Regions from separate parts of the Homo sapiens genome. Here region 2 is linked to region 1. Evidence: read pairs that join two places in POLR2A ChIA-PET (ENCODE). Cell type or tissue: CD4-positive, alpha-beta T cell. All regions are shown on one strand. Links, peaks and the distances in the headings refer to the core of each region. The heading gives the core; the rest is flanking DNA. Region 1 overlaps CLTC (clathrin heavy chain). Region 2 overlaps USP32 (ubiquitin specific peptidase 32).

Region 1 (8,734 bases), core at 1,889-5,888:
CATGCTGTAAACAGATGTGCTGTCATCAGGGCTTTGCTGTTCCATTTCTATAGCATAGGCAAAGTAGATTTAGCATAATTCTTGAAGGTCCTAGGATTTTTGGAATAGCAGATGAGCATTGGCTTCACCTTAAAGTCACCAGCATCATTAGTTCCTAATAAGAGAGTCAGCCTGTCCATTAAAGCCAGGCATTGACTTCTCTGTAGAGAAAATCTGTTGTTTAGTGTAGCCACCTTCAATGATCTTAGCTAGATCTTCCATATAACTTGCTGCAGTTTCTACATCAGTACTTGGTTTTTCACCTTGCACTTTTATGTTATAGAGATGGTTTATTTGCTTAAACCTCATGAATCAACTTATGCTACCTTCAAATTTTTCTTCTGTTGCTTTCTCACCTCTCTGAGCCTTCACAGAATTGAGGAGAGTTAGGGCCTTAAACTAGATTAGGCTTTGGCTTAAGAGAATGTTGTAGCTGGTTGGATCTTTTATTTTATTTATTTGTTTATTTATTTATTTATTTATTTTATTTATTTTTTTTTTTGAGACAGAGTCTCTCTCTGTCGCCCAGGCTGGAGTGCAGTGGTGCGATCTCGGCTCACTGCAAGCTCCGCCTCCTGGGTTCACGCCATTCTCCTGCCTCAGCCTCCCGAGTAGCTGGGACTACAGGCACCCACCACCACCCTCGGCTAATTTTTTGTATTTTTAGTAGAGATGGGGTTTCACGGTGTTAGCCAGGATGGTCTCGATCTCCTGACCTCGTGATCCACCCACCTCGGCCTCCCAAAGTGGTGGGATTACAGGCATGAGCCACCACGCCCGGCCTCCTCTCCCTCTCCTTCTGCCTCTCCCTCTCCTCCTCTCTCCCCCTCTTTCTTTCCCTTTCCCTCTCCCTCTTTAAAGAGATAGGTTCTCCCTCTGTTGCCCAGGCTGGAAGGCAGTGCTGTGATCATAGCTCACTGCAGCCTTGGAACTCCTGGGCTCAACTGATCCTCTTGCCTCAGCCTCCAGAGTAGCTAAGAGTAGGTAGGACTACAGGTACATGCCAGTACGCCTGGCTACTTAAAAAATATTTTAGAGACAATGTCTCACTGTGTTGCCCTGGCTGGTCTTTTTTTTTTTTTTGACACTGAGTCTCTCTATTGCCCAGACTGAAGTGCAGTGGCGCAATCTCAGCTCACTGCAATCTCTGCCTCCTGGATTCAAGCGATTCTCATGCCTCAGCCTCCCGAGTAGCTGGGATTACAGGCACCCGCCACCACACCTGGCTAATTTTTGTATTTTTAGTAGAGTTGGGGTTTCGCCATGTTGGTCAGGCTGGTCTTGAACTCCTGACCTCAAATGATCTGCCCACCTTGGCCTCCCAAAGTGCTGGGATCACAGGCGTGAGCCACCATGCCCAGCCCAGGCTGGTCTTAAACTCCTGGCCTTAAGTGATCCTTCTGCCTCAGCCTCCTCTGTGGCTGGGATACAGACACATACCACTGCACCTGGCTAGTGTATAACATTTTTATTTGTATTTTTATTTGAGACGGTCTCGCTCTGTCACCCAGGCTGGAGTGCAGTGGCGCAATCTCAGCTCACTGCACCCTCCACGTCTCGGGTTCAAGTGATTATTGTGCCTCAGCCTCCCATGTAGCTGGGATTACAGGCGCGCACCACCCCACCTGGGTAATTTTTTTGTATTTTTAGTAGAGACAGGGCTTCACCGTGTTGGTCAGGCTGGTCTCGAACTCCTGACCTCAAGTGATCCACCTGCCTCAGCCTCCCAAAGTGCTGAGATTACAGGCATGAGCCACTGCACCCAGCTGTGTATAACATTTTTCTTTTAGAGACGGAATCTCACTCTGTCGCCCAGGCTGGAGTGCAGTGGCACCATCTCGGCTCACTGCAACCTCCGCCTCCGGGGTCAAGCAATTCTCCTGCCTCAGCCTCCCCAGTAGCTGGGACTACAGGTGCACACTGCCATGCCTGGCTAATTTCTTCCGTATTTAGTAGAGACAGGGTTTCACTGTTTTGCCCAGGGTGGTCTCGAACTCCTGAGCTCAGGCAATCCACCCACCTCGGCCTCCTAAAGTGCTAGGATTACAGGCATTAGCCACTGCACTTGGCCTATAACATTTTAAAAGAGAAAAAAACTGCTCATTTAGATAGTTACATAAATTCAAAAGTAGAATCGTTTTATTTCTCTTTGGCCTGCAAAACATTATCTCAATATGGCAAGTACCTAGAGTTTGACTTTGTCTGTGGTAGGTTTCTTAGATGTGAGAAAATGAGACTGGGATTACATTTGTAAGCCACTGCACCAGTGCACTTTCTGCATATCAGCAAGAAAGCTGTTAGGTTTTCTTATCATTCATGTGTTCACTGGAGTAGCACTTTAATTTCCTTCAAGAATTTTCCTTTGTATTCACAACTTGGCTAGGTCAAAAGGCCCACCATTCAGCCTATCTTGGCCTTGGACATGTCTTTTTCACTAAACTTAAAATTACTTCTAGCTTTCGATTTAAAAAGAGAGGTAGAACACATAGAGGCAATTGTAGTTATTATATTGGCCTAATATTGTTGTGTCTCAGGTAATAGGGAGGCCTGAGGAAAGGGAAAGAAACGGGAGAACAGCTGGTTGGTGGAGCAGTCAGAACACACACAATATTTATCAGTTCAGTTTGCTGTCTTATGTGGGTGCAATTCATCACACCCCAAAATAATAGTTACATCAAAGATGACTGGCCACAGATCAACATGACAGATACAATAATGAAAAGGTTTGAAATATTGTGAGAATTAATGAAAACGTGACACAGAGACACTGAAGAGAGCACATGCTGTTGGAAAATAGTGCCAATAGGCTTGCTCGATGCAGGGTTGCCATAAACCTTCCATTCGTAAAGATTCATCTGCACTGCAAAGTGCAGTAAAATGAGGTATCCCTGTAATACGTAAACTGTGCTATCTAAGTTTTGAATTGTCTTTCCTCTTATCAGTTTCATGTTATATAAGAGCTTGGGATATCCATATTTAAATGTGCTGTAGAAATGAAGGAAACTTTAAATATTAGCTTATAATTTTTCAAATAACCCTCTTGTTCTGGAATTTTACCATCTCTAAAATGGAATTAGACTGAATGTTTTTATTTTCTGTTTGTAGATTCATTATTTTACTAAAGTGTTGATTTTCTTTCTGTAGATCAGTGAAAAGCATGATGTGGTGTTCTTGATAACCAAGTATGGTTATATCCACCTCTATGATCTTGAGACTGGTACCTGCATCTACATGAATAGAATCAGTGGAGAAACAATTTTTGTTACTGCACCTCATGAAGCCACAGCTGGAATAATTGGAGTAAACAGAAAGGGACAAGTAAGGAAACCTTGAAACTTAAGCAATAAAATAAGATAACCTGATGAGTTGGGAACAATCCTGTCCTTTTGAGAAATTACTCCCCAAGATTAAAAAATAGAAAATAAACATATTACTGTTAGTTTTTTTCCAAAAAGTAAATAGTAACTTTGGATATTAGAAAATAATATATATCAAAGCACGATGTAAGCTGATAAAAAAGAAAATAATATATACCTAAAAATAGAGATGTGTATGAATACAAAGTCTCTCTTTAATCCTGTCTCAGAGAAACTGGTTTATAGCCATCTAGGACTGTATAGATGCATTACTGTCAAAAGAAGTGATTCCCCATGCAAAGAAACAATTTAGGGTCATATTTGACAGACTATTTTTTTAAGGAATTTTCTGTTATCTCCAAGGCAGAGCAATTATCAACTACAGGGAAAAGAATTCTACCTACATCCCTTTTCCTAGCTCCTTAATTAAGCATTACTATTACATGTTAGAAGGTGATATGTTTCAGTACCTCTTGTGGGATGCCTGGAAAGCTAATCAGTTTGGTAGGAAAAATATTATCCGTTCTAAATTTGTCATTTTTGAAAAACCTCTTCATACCATCTAGCAAGTGATTCTTTATCTGTCATCTTATTATTTTAATTTTTTTTTTTTTTTTTTTTTTCTTGAGATGGAGTCTTGCTCTGTCACCCAGGTTAGAGTGCAGTGGCATGATCTCAGCTCACTACAACCTCCACTTCCCGGGTTTAAGCAATTCTCTTGCCTCATCCTCCCAAGTAGCTGCAATTACAGATGTGAGTCACTGCACCCGGCTAATTTCTGTATTTTTAGTAGAGGCGGGCTTTCACCATTTTGGCCAGGCTGGTCTCAAACTCCTGACCTTGTGATCCACCCGCCCCAGCCTCCCAAAGTGCTGGGATTACAGGCGTGAGTCACGGCGCACAGCCTATTTTAATATTAATAAGAATATTTTACCAGGAGCTATGTTAATTTTCTGAAAAATGGCTAAACATTTTAAAAATACTGTTACTGGTCTTGCCTTTTACTCATTTTCTTCCAAATTAGTATTTTTCCCAGATAATAAGCAAAGGAAGTAGATAGATTTTGTTTCTCCTTCATTCAGTTAATTTTTGAAAAATGTTATGTATATGAAGAGACAATTCCTCTAGGGAAAGGGAGTGCATCCCTACCTACCCATGCCCCACCTTAACTCCAGACCTGGTTAGGTGCTTTTGCTCTGTACTCCTAGAACTTAGGGCTTTCTCCTCATAACATTTACCATACTTATTAAAATTGCTCGCTAAGCTGTTGCAGTCACTATTCATCATTAGAAAAAGGGATTGTCTTTAGTAAATTATATTTCTAGCACCAGTCAGTGTCTGGGACAAAAGCAGTTTTAAAAATTCAGTAGCTTTCAGATATTCAGTTATGAGTGTCTTGCTTAGAAAAATCAAGAATAAGGCTAGGCTCAGTGGCTCATACCTGTAATCCCAGCACTTTGGGAGGCCGATGCGGGCAGATTGCCTGAGCTCAGGAGTTCAAGACCAGCCTGGCCAACATGGTGAAACCCTGTCTCTACTAAAAATACAAAAAGTTAGCCGGCTGTGGTGGTGCATGCCTGTAATGCTAGCTACTCGGGAGGCTGAGGCAAAAGAATCACTTGAACCTGGGAGGCGGAGGTTTCTATGAGCTGAGATCGCGCCACTGTACTCTAGCCTGGATGACAGAGCAAGACTCTGTCTCAAAAAAAAAAAAAAAAAGAAGGAAAATCAAGAATATATTGGTCTTTTGGTGAACTAGATTAGTGATAATTTAATAATCATGAAGTTGTGAAGCCAGGGGCTTTTTTTTTTAAACTCTTAATTAATTAAAAAAATAAAAAAAAAGACAGGGGCTGGGCACAGTGTCTCACGCCTGTAATCCCAGTACTTTGAGAGGCTGAGGTGGGTGGATCACCTGGGGTCAGGAGTTTGAGACCAGCCTGACCAATATGGTGAAACCTCGTCTCTACTAAAAATACGAAAAAAAATTAGCTGGGTGTGGTGGCAGGTGCCTGTCGTCCTAGCTACTTGGGAGGCTGAGACAGGAGAATTGCTTGAACCCATGAGGCAGAGGTTGCTGTGAGCCAATATTGTGCCATTGCACTCCAGCCTGGGTAACAGAGCGAGACTCCGTCTCAAAAAAAAAAAGAGAGAGAGCGCCAGGGTCTTGCTATGTTGCCTAGGCTGGTCTTGAACTCCTGGGCTCAAGCGATCCTCCTGCCTTGGCCTCCCAAAGTGCTAGGATTACAGGCATGAGCCACCACGCCTCGCCACTTTTTGTTTCTGCTGTTGTGCTGTTTTAAGATAGCGCTTAACCTTAAATAATTTCATGACACATTCTTGGTGTTCATAACTCTAATTCTGGGAACTTGTTGATTGTTACTTTCCCTTCCTCCCAAATTTTATGTGCCAGCTACTTTGAGTAAAGAGATGAGTATTTACAGTAACCTTAGGGCTTTCTTCTACTCTTTGCTAAAGTCTACCAACTTGGCATATTCCCTGAAGGAATGAGTAAGTGGCTTCTATGGGTTGAAAAAGCAAAATCAATTAAAGTGATATTATAGTCAACATCTGACTTAAATTCTTAATTTGATAGAACTGAGTACTTTAGAAGACACTGGAGCCTTTTCTGTTTCCTGTAGCAGATCTTACTAAGGACTGGTTGCTAGAAATCTGCTAGAACAGTCTTTAAGTATGATAACGATAAAACTGTGGATTCAGTATGTGGGGAAACCTAAGGTAAGATTTGAGTTAAGGTTGGGGCTCAGGAATGCAAATAACTATAAAGAAAGTAATTATTACTTCCTTTAAATAAGCCTTGAGGATGGAGGTCGGACCTATAGAAGTAAAATCTTGGAGGTTGAAATTTCTTCATTTTCCCTGAAAGGAGTAGTAGAATTGGCAGGGCAGACTGTTACCTATCTATCTATTTGGTTCACTGAGTTCTCAAGTATTTTTCAATTCTTACTGATTTGGGGACAGAAATTTCCTATATTCATTTATTCAACAAATTAAATACGTTTTATGCTATACTAATTGCATATTGCTAGTAATACAGTTAAACAAAGACAAACCCCCTTTCCTCATGTGAACAGTAACTGAGAAAAAATTATACAATTATATTAGGTTGAGAAGTGCTGTTGGGGTAATATGAGTAGTTTATAAGCTAGGGCATATGACTAGTTCTGCACTGGGGAATGGGATGGATGGGTAGAGAAGGACTCCCTTTCTCTATGGCAGTTGACAGTAGTTCAGCTTTTGGGGCAAGCCAGAAAATATTCTGTGGCATTGAGAGGTTTGAGGGTAGGTAATTTTCCAAACAAGCAATTAGAAATTGGCCTTTACTGATATTATTATTATTTTATTTTTATTTTTTATTTTTAATTAATTTTTTTTTTTTTTTGAGACAGAGTCTCCCTCTGTTGCCCAGGCTGGAGTGCAGTCGTGCCATCTTGGCTTACTGAAACCTCTGCCTCCTGGGTTCAAGCGATTCTCCTGCTTCATCCTCCCTAGTGACTACAGGCGCGTGCCACCATGCCCGGCTAATTTTTATATTTTTTTTTTAGTAGAGGTGGGGTTTCACCATGTTGGTCAGGCTGGTCTTGAACTCCTGACCTCATGATCCACCTGCCTTGGCCTCCCAAAGTGCTGGGATTACAGGCGTGAGCCACTGCACCCGGCCTATTTTTTCAAGCACCTACCATGTTCCTTGTATTATGTTAGCTGCTTGAGGATTCAGTGGTCCCTCCCTTCATTGAGTATATAATCTGCTCTCTAGGAATGAAAATGTAATTAACGAAAATTACCAAAAAATTCTTGTAAAGAAAAATCCTAAAATTAAAAGGAGTATACCTTAAACAACTTGCAAGTGAACCCTAAATGTCATTTAGATATCATAGCTTCTTCAGTGTCATTTTCTGTAGGTTATCAAGATTGAAGTCCTCAAGAAGTTTTAAATTATGTGGAGTTGTCTTTCAGAGCTCAATTAAGTGGGAATGTTAATTTTTGATACTGACTGTGTTAAGAATGAATAGATGGTATCAAAGCAGTTAGTTTGGACAATGAAGTAAGTTATTTAGATTATAGAATAGCCATATTTTAGGAACCACATAATGGCCTAACACCCTATGACATTTGTTTTCAAATCTCCTTAATTTTTTTTCTCCTTGTCTTCCTTCCTTTCATTATTTTTTAATGGCAGCAAGAAAACAGCTGTCACAATTTCATTACCTTTGTGACTCAGTATTAACCTGTTCTAAACAGATTTGGTATCATTTGTATCCAAATGAACACATTGCAGCTACATTTTATTCTTTAAATTGCAGGTTCTGTCAGTGTGTGTGGAAGAAGAAAACATAATTCCTTACATCACCAATGTTCTACAAAATCCTGATTTGGCTCTGAGAATGGCTGTACGTAATAACTTAGCCGGTGCTGAAGAACTCTTTGCCCGGAAATTTAATGCTCTTTTTGCCCAGGGAAATTACTCGGAGGCAGCAAAGGTGGCTGCTAATGCACCAAAGGTAAAGAGTTATGAAAATGAAGTTGTCATGACATTAATCCATTGTTAATATTCTGTTTCTTATATTACTAGAAAAGGAACCAGCTTCCTACAGATAAACTGTTTTTAGATTACATTTGGGTTACATTTTCCTTTAGTAGAATTCCTTGTCAATGCCTCTAGATTTGGTTAATTTTCTCTGGATTTGATTAGTTTTTTAAAACCCAGATTGTTAGAAGGATATGTGGGTCTAGCAAGCTTTTGATTTACATAGATGTAGTAATGTTTAGTCATTTAGGTGTTATACTGTTTGACCTCATAAATGATAGTTACTGATTTTATTTCCATAACTTGGACATGAAATACATACTGTCCAATTTTATAGTGGGTAGAGCTGTCAAAATTAGGCTGAATTTATTCTTATCACTTTTGATGTTAGTTTATGGTGGACTGAATTAACACCTTACATTCCTGACCAATATTCATTATGAAATTTGTACTTAATTTAATATGAACTTGGGATAATACTTAGCTATAACTGTTTTATGATTATAACTATTCTCTTACACACTGACATTGTAATTTAAGTTGATGTATTTTTGATTCTGGATAATTTTTTTTTTTTTCCAAATTCTGGATAATCTTATAACATTGAACCAGGGGTATGAAAGACAGTGACTAAATATTTACTCCAGATGGTAAAGATTTGAAACTTCCTAACTTGATGTTAATAGATGGATTCATTCCTTTAAGATTGACCTAAGAGATTGATCTCTACAGGGTGTTTAGTGTGATGTTTGGATCACTTTCGAAGAGCGTTTAACATTTCTCCTTCTTA
Region 2 (10,483 bases), core at 4,026-8,025, 690 kb after region 1:
AATACAAATCACTATTCTGTGATACTCTCCCTAAACCTAGACTATCTGGTAAATATGCAGGCCCCCCAACTCAGAGGACATCTAAATGCAACAAGACTACTTCAGCATAAATTCACCAGCACTAATAGGAAAATATCCTACTAATCAGCTGTTTGTTTTCACATGTTGATCACTATGTCTAAAAACACTCCGGAATCTAATACGGCTTTTGATTAATATACACAGTTTCCTCTAATCTAGAAAAAGGTTAAGTGTTCAAAGCTTGCAAAGTTAGCAAAGCTAACTACCTTCAGGTCTCCTCGTCTCTTGGTTATTGTTTTGGTCATTCTTTTAATAGGATTTTGCAGAATAATAACAACTACTAAAAAGAAAGTATTAATAAATCAAATATTCGCTAAGTATATACAATATGCACAGCACTCTGGGGCATATGTTTTTTTTAAGTCATAAAGTCTGCCCATCAAGAATAACAATTTTGGCTGGGCATAGTAGCTCATGCCTGTAATCTCAGCTCTTTGGGAGGCTGATGAGGGAGGACTGCTTGAGCCTAAGAGTTTGTGACCAGCCTAGGCAATATGGTGAGACCCCGTCTCCACAAAAAATAAATAAACTGATTAACTGGGCATGGTGGCACATGCCTGTGTCCCACCTACTTGGGAGGCTGAGGTGGGAAAAATCGCTTGAGCCTGGGAGGTCGAGGCTACAATGAGCCATGATCGGGCCACTGCACTCCAGCCTGGGAGACAGAAATGAGACGGTCTCAAGATTTACATGAATAAGATTAGACAAGACGTACATGAACAATTAGTGAATGGGCCATTATCTAATAAAATGTTGTGCTATGTACTACAGATTCAGGCTTTAATGCTTGAAAGAGAGTTTAGGATAAGAGAAAAACAATGTTGGCTAAAATTGTTGGACGCAGGCAAGGCGTGGTGGCTCATGCCTTGTAATCCAGTCCCCTGGGAGGCTAGGACAGGCAGATAGCTTGAGCCCAAAAGATCAAGCCCAGCCTGGGCAACATGGCGAAACTGCATCTCTACAAAAAATACAAAAAATTAGCTGGGCATGGTGGTACATGCCTATAATCCCAGCTACTTGGGAGGCAGAGGCAGGAGAATCTCTTGAACCTGGGAACTGGAGGTCGCAGTGAGCCAAGATTGCGCCACTGCACTCCAGCCTGGGTGACAGAGCAAGACTCTATCTCAAAAAAAAAAAAAAAAATACTACATAGAAATGTTTTGTTATTAAATTTGTTTGAGAGGAGTAGATGTTCTGAGGAGGTGGCACCCTAAAGAAAATAAAAACACTAGACAATTCAGAGTTGGTGAGGCCAGGCATGGTAGCGCACATCTGTAATCCCAGCAATTTGGGAAGTCGAGGCAGGGTGATCACCTGAGCTCTGGAGTTCAAGACCACCTGGGCAACATGGTGAAACCCCATCCCTACAAAAAACACAAAAATTAGCTGGGCGTGGTGACACGCACCTGTATTCCCAGCTACTTGAGAGGCTGAGGTGAGAGGATTGCTTGACTTCAGGAGGTCGAGGATGCAGTGAGCCGAAATTGCACCACTGCACTCTAGCCTTGGTGGCAGAGTGAGACCCTGTCTCAAAAAAAACATAGTGGCCTTGGTTCAGAAAAAGACTAATCTCAAGTAGAATACATTTTTCATTTATTTTCCATTTACCTTGTTTTCTCAATCCCCTCAAATTCTGTTCATTATTTTATTCAAGTAATACATGGTTACGATTATAAGCAAGATTAGAAGTACATAAAAATATTTTCTTTGTTTCTTTCTTTCTTTTTTTGAGACGGAGTCTTGCTCTGTTGCCCAGGCTGGAGAGCAGTGACGTGATCTTGGCTGATTGCAACCTCTGTCTCCTGGGTTCAAGCAATTCTCCTACCTTGGCCTCCCAAGTAGCTGGGATTACAGGAGCCCGCCACCACGCCCAGCTAATTTTTGCATTTTTAGTACAGATGGGGGTTTCACCATGTTGGCCAGGCTGGTCACAAACTCCTGACCTCAGGTGATCTGCCCGTCTCAGCCTCCCAAAGTGCTGGGATTGCAGGCATGAGCCACCGCGCCCAGCCTAGAAGAACATAAAAATATTAAGTACACTAATCTATCCTCAAAACAGTATGTCTAATGAGATATGCACATAAGTGCTAAAAGGTATAAATGGCCGAGCATGGTGGCTTACACCTGTAATCCCAGCACTTTAGGAGGCTGAGACAGGTGGATTACCTGAGGTCAGGAGTTTGAAACCAGCCTGGCCAACATGGTAAAACCTCGTCTCTACTAAAAATACAAAAATTAGCCAGGCGTGGTGGTGGGCACCTGCAATCCCAGCTACTTGGGAGGCTGAGGCAGGAGAATTGCTTGAAACTGGGAGGCGGAGTTTGCAGTGAGCTGAGATCATGCTGTTGCACTCCACCCTGGGCAACAAGAGCAAAACTCCATCTCAAAAAAAAAAAAAAAAAAAGTATAAACTGCCATGAGTTCTTATTCCTCACCTAAAATATTCTCTGCATTGGAATGTATAACAGTAAGTCTTCGGAAGTAAAAATTGGAGCTCCATTAATCCTAGATAAATCTCTCTTTTGCTCTAAAAATATAAAGCTACTGTTTTCAGGAAAATAATTTAGAAATTTACATTGCTTCCTTATATAATATATTCTAAAGTGGTTATCCTTTTTAAGTGCATGAACCTTTTATAATAAAATCCCAAAAATATCGTTCCTTGCTCTTAAAAAATATATGTTATTACTTTTACTATTAAAACAAAACATTATTAGCTAGGGAATAAAGTTCTTTCCATCTACAACTGGCAGCTTGTGTAGTCCTGTAGCTTTCTTTATAGATATACTGATGTTAAAATACTGCTATGATATCTCAAAACATTAATTTCAGAATCTCACCAAGAATAATGATGCTCTGTTTACTCAGACTTAAAGGTCCAAGCTCTCCATAGGATTTTTTTTTCTCCATAGGATTTTGAAAAAGAACTCACAAGGGTCATATGCACTGACCCTTCCCTAGCTTTGCAACTAATTACCTTGTTTATAAATCCCATTATTTAACTTGACCTCCCTGCAGTTGTGGAATATAGATCATCCATTCCATGAGTCTATCCACCCACTAAAACTAAATTCAAGCTTCAAAATTACCAGCCCTGCCAAGCTCAGTGGCTCACACCTGTAATCCTGACACTTTGGGAGGCCAAGGTGGGAGAGGATCATTTGAGCTCAGGAGTTCAAAACCAGCCTGGGCAAGATGGCAAAACCACGATTCTACAAAAAATACAAAAATTCTTTGTCTCTTTTGATCGTTGTTGGTTTAAAGTCTGTTTTATCAGAGACTAGGATTACAACCCCTGCTTTTTTTGGCTTTCCATTTGCTTGGTAGATCTTTCTCCATCCCTTTATTTTGAGCCTATGTACGACTTTGCACGTGAGATGGGTCTCCTGAATACAGCACACTGATGGGTCTTGACTCTTTATCCAATTTGCCAATCTGTGCCTTTTAATTGGGGCATTTAGCCCATTTACATTTAAGGTTAATATTGTTACATGTGAATTTGATCCTGTCATTATGATGTTAGCTGGTTATTTTGCCCATTAATTGATGCAGTTTCTTCATAGCATCAATGATCTTGACAATTTGGCATGTTTTTGCAGTGGCTGGTACCGGTTGTTTCTTTCCATGTTTAGTGCTTCTGTCAGGAGCTCTTGTAAGGCAGGCCTGGTGGTGACAAAATCTCTCACCATTTGCTTGTCTGTAAAGGATTTTATTTCTCCTTCACTTATGAAGCTCAGTTTGGCTAGATATGAAATTCTGGGTTGAAAATTCTTTTCTTTAAGAATGTTGAATATTGGCCCCCACTCTCTTCTGGCTTGTAGGGCTTTTGCCTAGAGACCCACTGTTAGTCTGATGGGCTTCCCTTTGTGGGTAACTCGACCTTTCTCTCTGGCTGCCCTTAACATTTTTTCCTTCATTTCAACCTTAGTGAATCTGACAACTATGTGTCTTGGGGTTGCTCTTCTTGAGGAGTATCTTTGTGGTGTTCTCTGTTCCTGAATTTGAATGTTGGCCTGCCTTGCTAGGTTGGGGAAGTTCTCCTGGATAATATCCTAAAGAGTGTTTTCCAGCTTGGTTCCATTCTCCCCATCACTTTTTGCAGTGGCTGGTAGCAGTTGTTTCTTTCCATGTTTAATGCTTCCTTCAGGAGCTCTTGTAAGGCAGGCCTGGTGGTGACAAAATCTCTCAGCATTTGCTTGTCTGTAAAGGATTTTATTTCTCCTTCACTTATGAAGCTTAGTTTGGCTGGATATGAAATTCCGGGTTGAAAATTCTTTAGGAATGTTGAATATTGGCCCCCACTCTCTTCTGGCTTGTAGGGCTTTTGCCAAGAGAACACCAATCAAACGTAGATTTGGTCTTTTCACATAGTCTCATATTTCTTGGCGGCTTTGTTCATTTCTTTTTACTCTTTTTTCTCTAACCTTGTCTTCTTGCTTTATTTCATTGATTTGATATTCGATCACTGATACCCTTTCTTCCACTTGATTGAATCCGCTATTGAAACTTGTGCATGCATCACGAAGTTCTCGCGCCATGGTTTTCAGCTCCATCAGGTCATTTAGGGTCTTCTCTACACTGTTTATTCTAGTTAGCCATTCGTCTAACCTTTTTTCAAGGTTTTTTAGCTTCCTTGCGATGGGTTCGAACATACTCCTTTAGCTCGGAGAAGTTTGTTATTACCAACCTTCTGAAGCCTACTTCTGTCAACTCGTCAAGTGATTCTCCATCCTGCTTTGTTCTGTTGCTGGCGAGGAGCTGCGATCCTTTGGAGGAGATGAGGTACTCTGATTTTTAGAATTTTCAGCTTTTCTGCTCTGGTTTCTCCCCATCTTTGTGGTTTTTATCTATCTTTGGTCTTTGATGTTGGTGACCCCCAGATGGGATTTTGGTGTAGATGTCCTTTTTGTTGATGATGATGCTATTCCTTTCTGTTTGTTCATTTTCCTTCTAACACTCAGGTCTCTCAGCTGCAGGTCTGTTGGAATTTGCTGGAGGTCCACTCAAGACCTTGTTTGCCTGGGTATCACCAGTAGAGGCTGCAGAACAGCAAATATTGCAGAACAGCAAATATTGCTGCCCGATCCTTCCTCTGGAAGCTTCTTCCCAAAGGGGCACCTGCCTATATGAGGTGTCTGTAGGCCCCTACTCAGAAGTGTTTCCCAGTTAGGCTACACAGGGGTCAGGAACCCACTTGAGGAGACAGTCTGTCCGTTCTCAGAGCTCAAATGCCATGCCGGGAGAGCCACTGCTCTCTTCGGAGCTGTCAGACAGGGACGTTTAAGTCTGCAGAAGTTGTCTGCTGCATTTTGTTCAGCTATGCCCTGCCCACAGAAGTGGAGTCTAGAGGCAGTAGGCCTTGCTGAGCTGCAGTGGGCTCCTCCCAGTTCAAGCTTCCTGGCAGCTTTGTTTACCTACTCAAGCCTCAGCAATGGTGGATGCCCCTCCCTCAGCCAGGCTGCCACCTCACAGTTTGATCTCAGACTGCTGCGCTAACAGTGAGCAAGGCTCCGTGGGCATGGGACCCGCTGAGTCAGGCACGGGAGAGAATCTCCTCTGCTGGTTGCTAAGACCTTGGGGAAAGTGCAGTATTTGGGCAGGAGTGTCCCGTTTTTCTAGTTACAGTCTGACATGGATTCCCGTGGCTAGGAAAGGGAAATCCCCTAACCCCTTGCGCTTCCTGGGTGAGGCAACGCCCCACCCTGCTTCACCTCGCCCTCCGTGGGCTGCACCCATTGTCCAACCAGTCCCAATGAGATGAACCAGGTACCTCAGTTGGAAATGCAGAAATCATCCGTCTTCTGCATCGATCACGCTGGGAGCTGCAGACCAGAGCTGTTCCTATTCGGCCATCTTGGGCCATTACGTAATGGTAAAGGGATCAATTCAACAAGAAGAGCTATCTATCCTAAATATATATGCACCCAATACAGGAGCACCCAGATTCATAAAGCAGGTCCTTAGAGACCTACAAAGAGACTTGGACTCCCACACAATAATAATGGGAGACTTTAACACCCCACTGACAATATTAGACAGATCAACGAGACAGAAGGTTAACAAGGATATCCGGGACTTGAACTTAGCTCTACACCAAGCAGACCTAATAGAAATCTACAGAACTCTCCACCCCAAATCAACAGAACATACATTCTTCTCAGCACCACATCGCATTTATTCTAAAATTGACCACATAATTAGAAGTAAAGCACTCCTCAGAAATGTAAAAGAATAGAAATCACAACAAACTGTCTCTGAGACCACAGTGCAATCAAATTAGAACTCAGGATTAAGAAACTCACTCAAAACTGCAAAACTACATGGAAATTGAACAACCTGCTCCTGAATGACTACTGGGTAAATAACGAAATGAAGGCAGAAATAAAGATGTTCTTTGAAACCAATGAGAACAAAGACACAACATACCAGAATCTCTGGGACACATTTAAAGCAGTGTGTAGAGGGAAATTTATAGCACTAAATGCCCACAAGAGAAAGCAGGAAAGATCTAAAATCAACACTCTAACATCACAATTAAAAGAACTAGAGAAGGCCAGGCATGGTGGCTCACGCCTGCAATCCCAGCACTTTGGGAGGCCAAGGCGGGTAGGTCACCTGCGGTCAGGAGTTCAAGACCAGCCTGGCCAACATGGTGAAACCTCGTCTCTACTAAAAATACCAAAAAATTAGCTGGGCATGGTGGTGGGAGCCTGTAATCCCAGCTACTCAGGAGGCTGAGGCAGGAGAATCGCTTGAACCTGGGAGGCGAAACTTGCCATGAGCCAAGACCATGCCATTGCACTCCAGCCTGGGCAACAAGAGCAAACCTCTGTCTCAAAGAAAAAAAGAAAATAAAAAGAAATAGAAACTAGGGTTAATTAAAAATGGCAAAGAATGGTTCTATATAATATACCAAGCCTAAAATTCCTATTTTTTTTTTTTTTTTTTGAGTCAGAGTCTCATTCTGTTGCCCGGGCTGGAGTGCAGTGGCACAGTCTCAACTCACTGCAACCTCCGCCTCCTGGGTTCAAGCAATTCTCCTGCCTCAGCCTCCCGAGTAGCTGGGATTACAGGCACCCGCCACTAAGCCCAGCTAATTTTTTGTATTTTTAGTAGAAATGGTGTTTTACCATGTTGGCCAGGCTGGTCTCGAATTCCTGACCTCGTGATTCACCCGCCTCGGCCTCCCAAAGTGCGGGGATTACAGGTGTGAGACACCTTGCCCAGCCATAGTTTTTATTATCTTATAAAATTTATTCTTTTTTTCTTTTGAGACAGGGTCTCACTGTCACCCAGGCTGGAGTGCAGTGGTGCAATCATAGCTCACTCTAGCCTCAAACTCCTGGACTCAAGCAATCCTCCTACTTCAGCCTCCTGAGTACCTGGGACTTACAGGCACACACCATCATGTCTGCTAATTTTTTTGGTTGCTGTTTTTAAGTAGAGATGAGGTCTCACTATGCCCAGGCTGGCCTGGAACTCCTGAGCTCAAGTGATCCTCCTGCCTCGATCTCCCAAAGTGCTGAGATTATAGGCATAAGCCAACATACCCAGCCAATAAATTTTATTCTTATTTCTCATTTAGAATGACAAAATGTACATCTGTGTACATAACTACAAAATAGTAAACTTTTATTTTATTTTTTTTAGAGACAGTGTCTCACTATGTTGCCTAGACTGGACTCGAGTTCTTGGGCTTAAGCAAGCCTCCTATTTCAGCCTCCTGAGTAGCTGGGACTACAGGGACGCACAGTGGCGCCGGTTAAACATATTATTTTTAGAAACAGAATATATCAACTTAGCACATTTTATTTCTACCTAAACATTTTAGTAGAACTTAAATAAAAATTTAATTAAGTCCCAATAAGTTAGTATTTCATTTACAACATTTAATTTTATAGAATTAACTATGTTTTACTATACAGAAAATTTTCTTTAACATAAAATTTATAAAACATATTTGCAACATAAAAATTTTTATGTCACAGAGATTAACTTTCTAAGAATAAGAAGCCAATCATGGAAATGTTCCTATGATCATAATCAGTGGCTATTAAAGCTCTAAAGTACAAAAGAAACAGAATTACAGCTCTGTAGTACTCCCACTTGACCTCTAAGAACACAGCCACGTTGACATCTAAAACAAAACATTGTTTACCCACTCAGGAAGAAAAATAACTACAGGTAAGATTAAATCTGTTAAGAGCAGAAGGCCCCTCAGGAATTTAGGCTGGTGGAGGTGGATAACTACCTCAAAGGAAAACTTAGAACAAAAAGATTACCTCAGCAACCTTTGGAGGCACTCCATCCCCAAGCACTTCCCGGATGAAGCAGTGCTGGCCCATGTAATATGAGAGTCCACAGGTCCTCTTGAAAGCATCCTTCAGTCGTTTTAGCTCTACATCTGTAACTGCAATTCAGAAACAGAAGATGGGTAAGAAATCAGGAGAGAAAAGAGGTGTCTCATAATTTTTTTCAACCTGGCTCCTAAGAAAAATTGAGGCTAGGCACAGTGGCTCACGCCTATAATCCCAGTACTTTGGAAGGCCAAGGCAGGCGGATCACTTAAGGCCAGGAGTTCAAGATCAGCCTGGACAATGTGGCGAAACCCCATCTCTACAAAAAAAACAAAAATTAGCTGGGCATGGTGGTGCATGCCTATAATCCCAGCTACTTGGGAGGCTGAGACACGATAATCACTTGAACCTGGGAGATGGAGGTTGCACTGAGCCAAGACCATGCCGCCGCACTCCAGCATGGACAACAGAGCGAAACTCTGTCTCAAAAAAATAAATAAATAAAAAGAAAAAAAAAGAAAAATTGGCAAGCATTACACTTCTTTTTTGGTTAAATAAAACTCTATGACATTTAGTCATAATTCTAATATTTTCAAATCTAATTTAGAAAATAAGTATAATTTTTTTTTTTTAAGAGATGGGTCTCGCCATGTTGCCCAGGCTGGTCTTGAACTCCTGGGCTCAGGCAGTCCTCCCACCTTGGCCTCCAGAAATGCTGAGATTAAAAGCATGAGCCAGCACGCCAAGCCAAAATTCTTAACATTCAATTTTCAAAAGACAAAACTTTAATATAGGCATACAAATTTTAGGCAGGGGCAAAGAAGTAACAAATATTTCAAATTAGCAGGTAAGCTAAATGCCACTGGATTCTGGCATTAATGTTTTCAGCAGCAATACATTAATCTCCTTTGTGATAAAAATTATATTATTTGTACTCCTTGAGCACATCTCTATCCATATGGAGAACAGTCTTCAAGTTTAGCTTGGATTTTGTCATTATTTAAAAAGAAAATAGTTCATAAACAGATGATATTAACAAACTAAAATTTTTAGATACTTATTATCAAAAACAAAAAAATTACTGAGCCATTACTTTATTTTATGCATTGAAAACTTTTTTTCACTATATGGAACAATCTCTATCTACAAGAACAAAGAAATAAACACCCTTTACTATTACATGATCAGTACCACAATCACAATAGAGGCACAGAAATGGTACCTTTGACCCATGCTAGAGAAAACAGAGAATTCTTCCAGATGAAGATAATTACATTAAATTTTAAAGGCTAAACCAAGCAAAATGAACAAGGATATGCTGGTCAGAAATTACAGTTTGCTTCAAAGTACAATGAAGTATAAAAATGTATCATAAAAGTATCTTACTACAGCAAAGCACGGAGTAGCAAACGATAAACCTAGAGAGGCAGCAAGACCAAGTCACAGAGACTCTGTCCTGTCATAAGGAAGGGACACAGTCAGATACAACTCAGATAAAAACTGCAGGCAGACGAGAAAAAAACACAGTGAGATATAATTCAGATAGCTCACTCTACCAATAACAAAGAGAACAGAACAAATCTGGAAGCAATAGCCTGCTACTACAAGAAAAGGAGCTAAATTTGGGAAATATCCAGAGGGTCAGTAGAACTTGAAGCTAGACTGAGAGTAGAAGCAGTACTGGGAAGCTTTTTTTTTTCTTTTTTTGAGACAGAGTCTCACTCTGTCACCCAGGCTGGAGTGCAGTGGCATGATCTCAGGTCACTGCAACCTCTGTCTCCCAGGTTCAAGCAATTTGCCTGCCTCATCCTCCCAAGTACCTGGGAATACAGGTGCGCACCACCACACCTGGCTCATTTTTTTTTTTTTTTTTTATGAGACGGCATCTTGCTCTGTCGCCCAGGCAGGAGTGCAGTGGCACGATTTCTGCTCACTGCAAGCTCCGCCTCCCAGGTTCATGCCATTCTCCCGCCTCAGCCTCCCGAGTAGCTGGGACTACAGGCGCCCGCCACCACGCCCAGCTAATTTTTTGTATTTTTAGTAGAGACAGGGTTTCACTGTGTTAGCCAGGATGGTCTCGATCTCCTAACCTCGTGATCCACCCG

Evidence for each region. ChIA-PET counts read pairs that join two places held together with the same protein. Peaks named below come from ENCODE experiments on the same cell type or tissue, not always from the same donor. Only the 100,000 strongest peaks of a DNase experiment are listed, where the experiment ranks them.
Region 2: POLR2A ChIA-PET joins it to region 1 with 5 read pairs; 2 of 35 experiments call an interaction of 5 or more read pairs at or near these places.

The regions. Positions count from the first base shown.
Region 1 is chr17:59,652,671-59,661,404 of GRCh38, forward strand. CLTC (clathrin heavy chain) reads left to right here. Exons shown (of 32, transcript NM_004859.4): 6 at 3,184-3,357; 7 at 7,721-7,918. Among named protein-coding and RNA genes, the nearest start is that of CLTC, 37 kb to the left of the region's middle. In CD4-positive, alpha-beta T cell, for the core only: no CTCF peak of the experiment used is centred there; a DNase peak (open chromatin) is centred at 4,131.
Region 2 is chr17:60,337,118-60,347,600 of GRCh38, forward strand. It overlaps USP32 (ubiquitin specific peptidase 32), which reads right to left. Exons shown (of 34, transcript NM_032582.4): 2 at 8,364-8,491. Among named protein-coding and RNA genes, the nearest start is that of USP32, 50 kb to the right of the region's middle. In CD4-positive, alpha-beta T cell, for the core only: no CTCF peak of the experiment used is centred there; no DNase peak of the experiment used is centred there.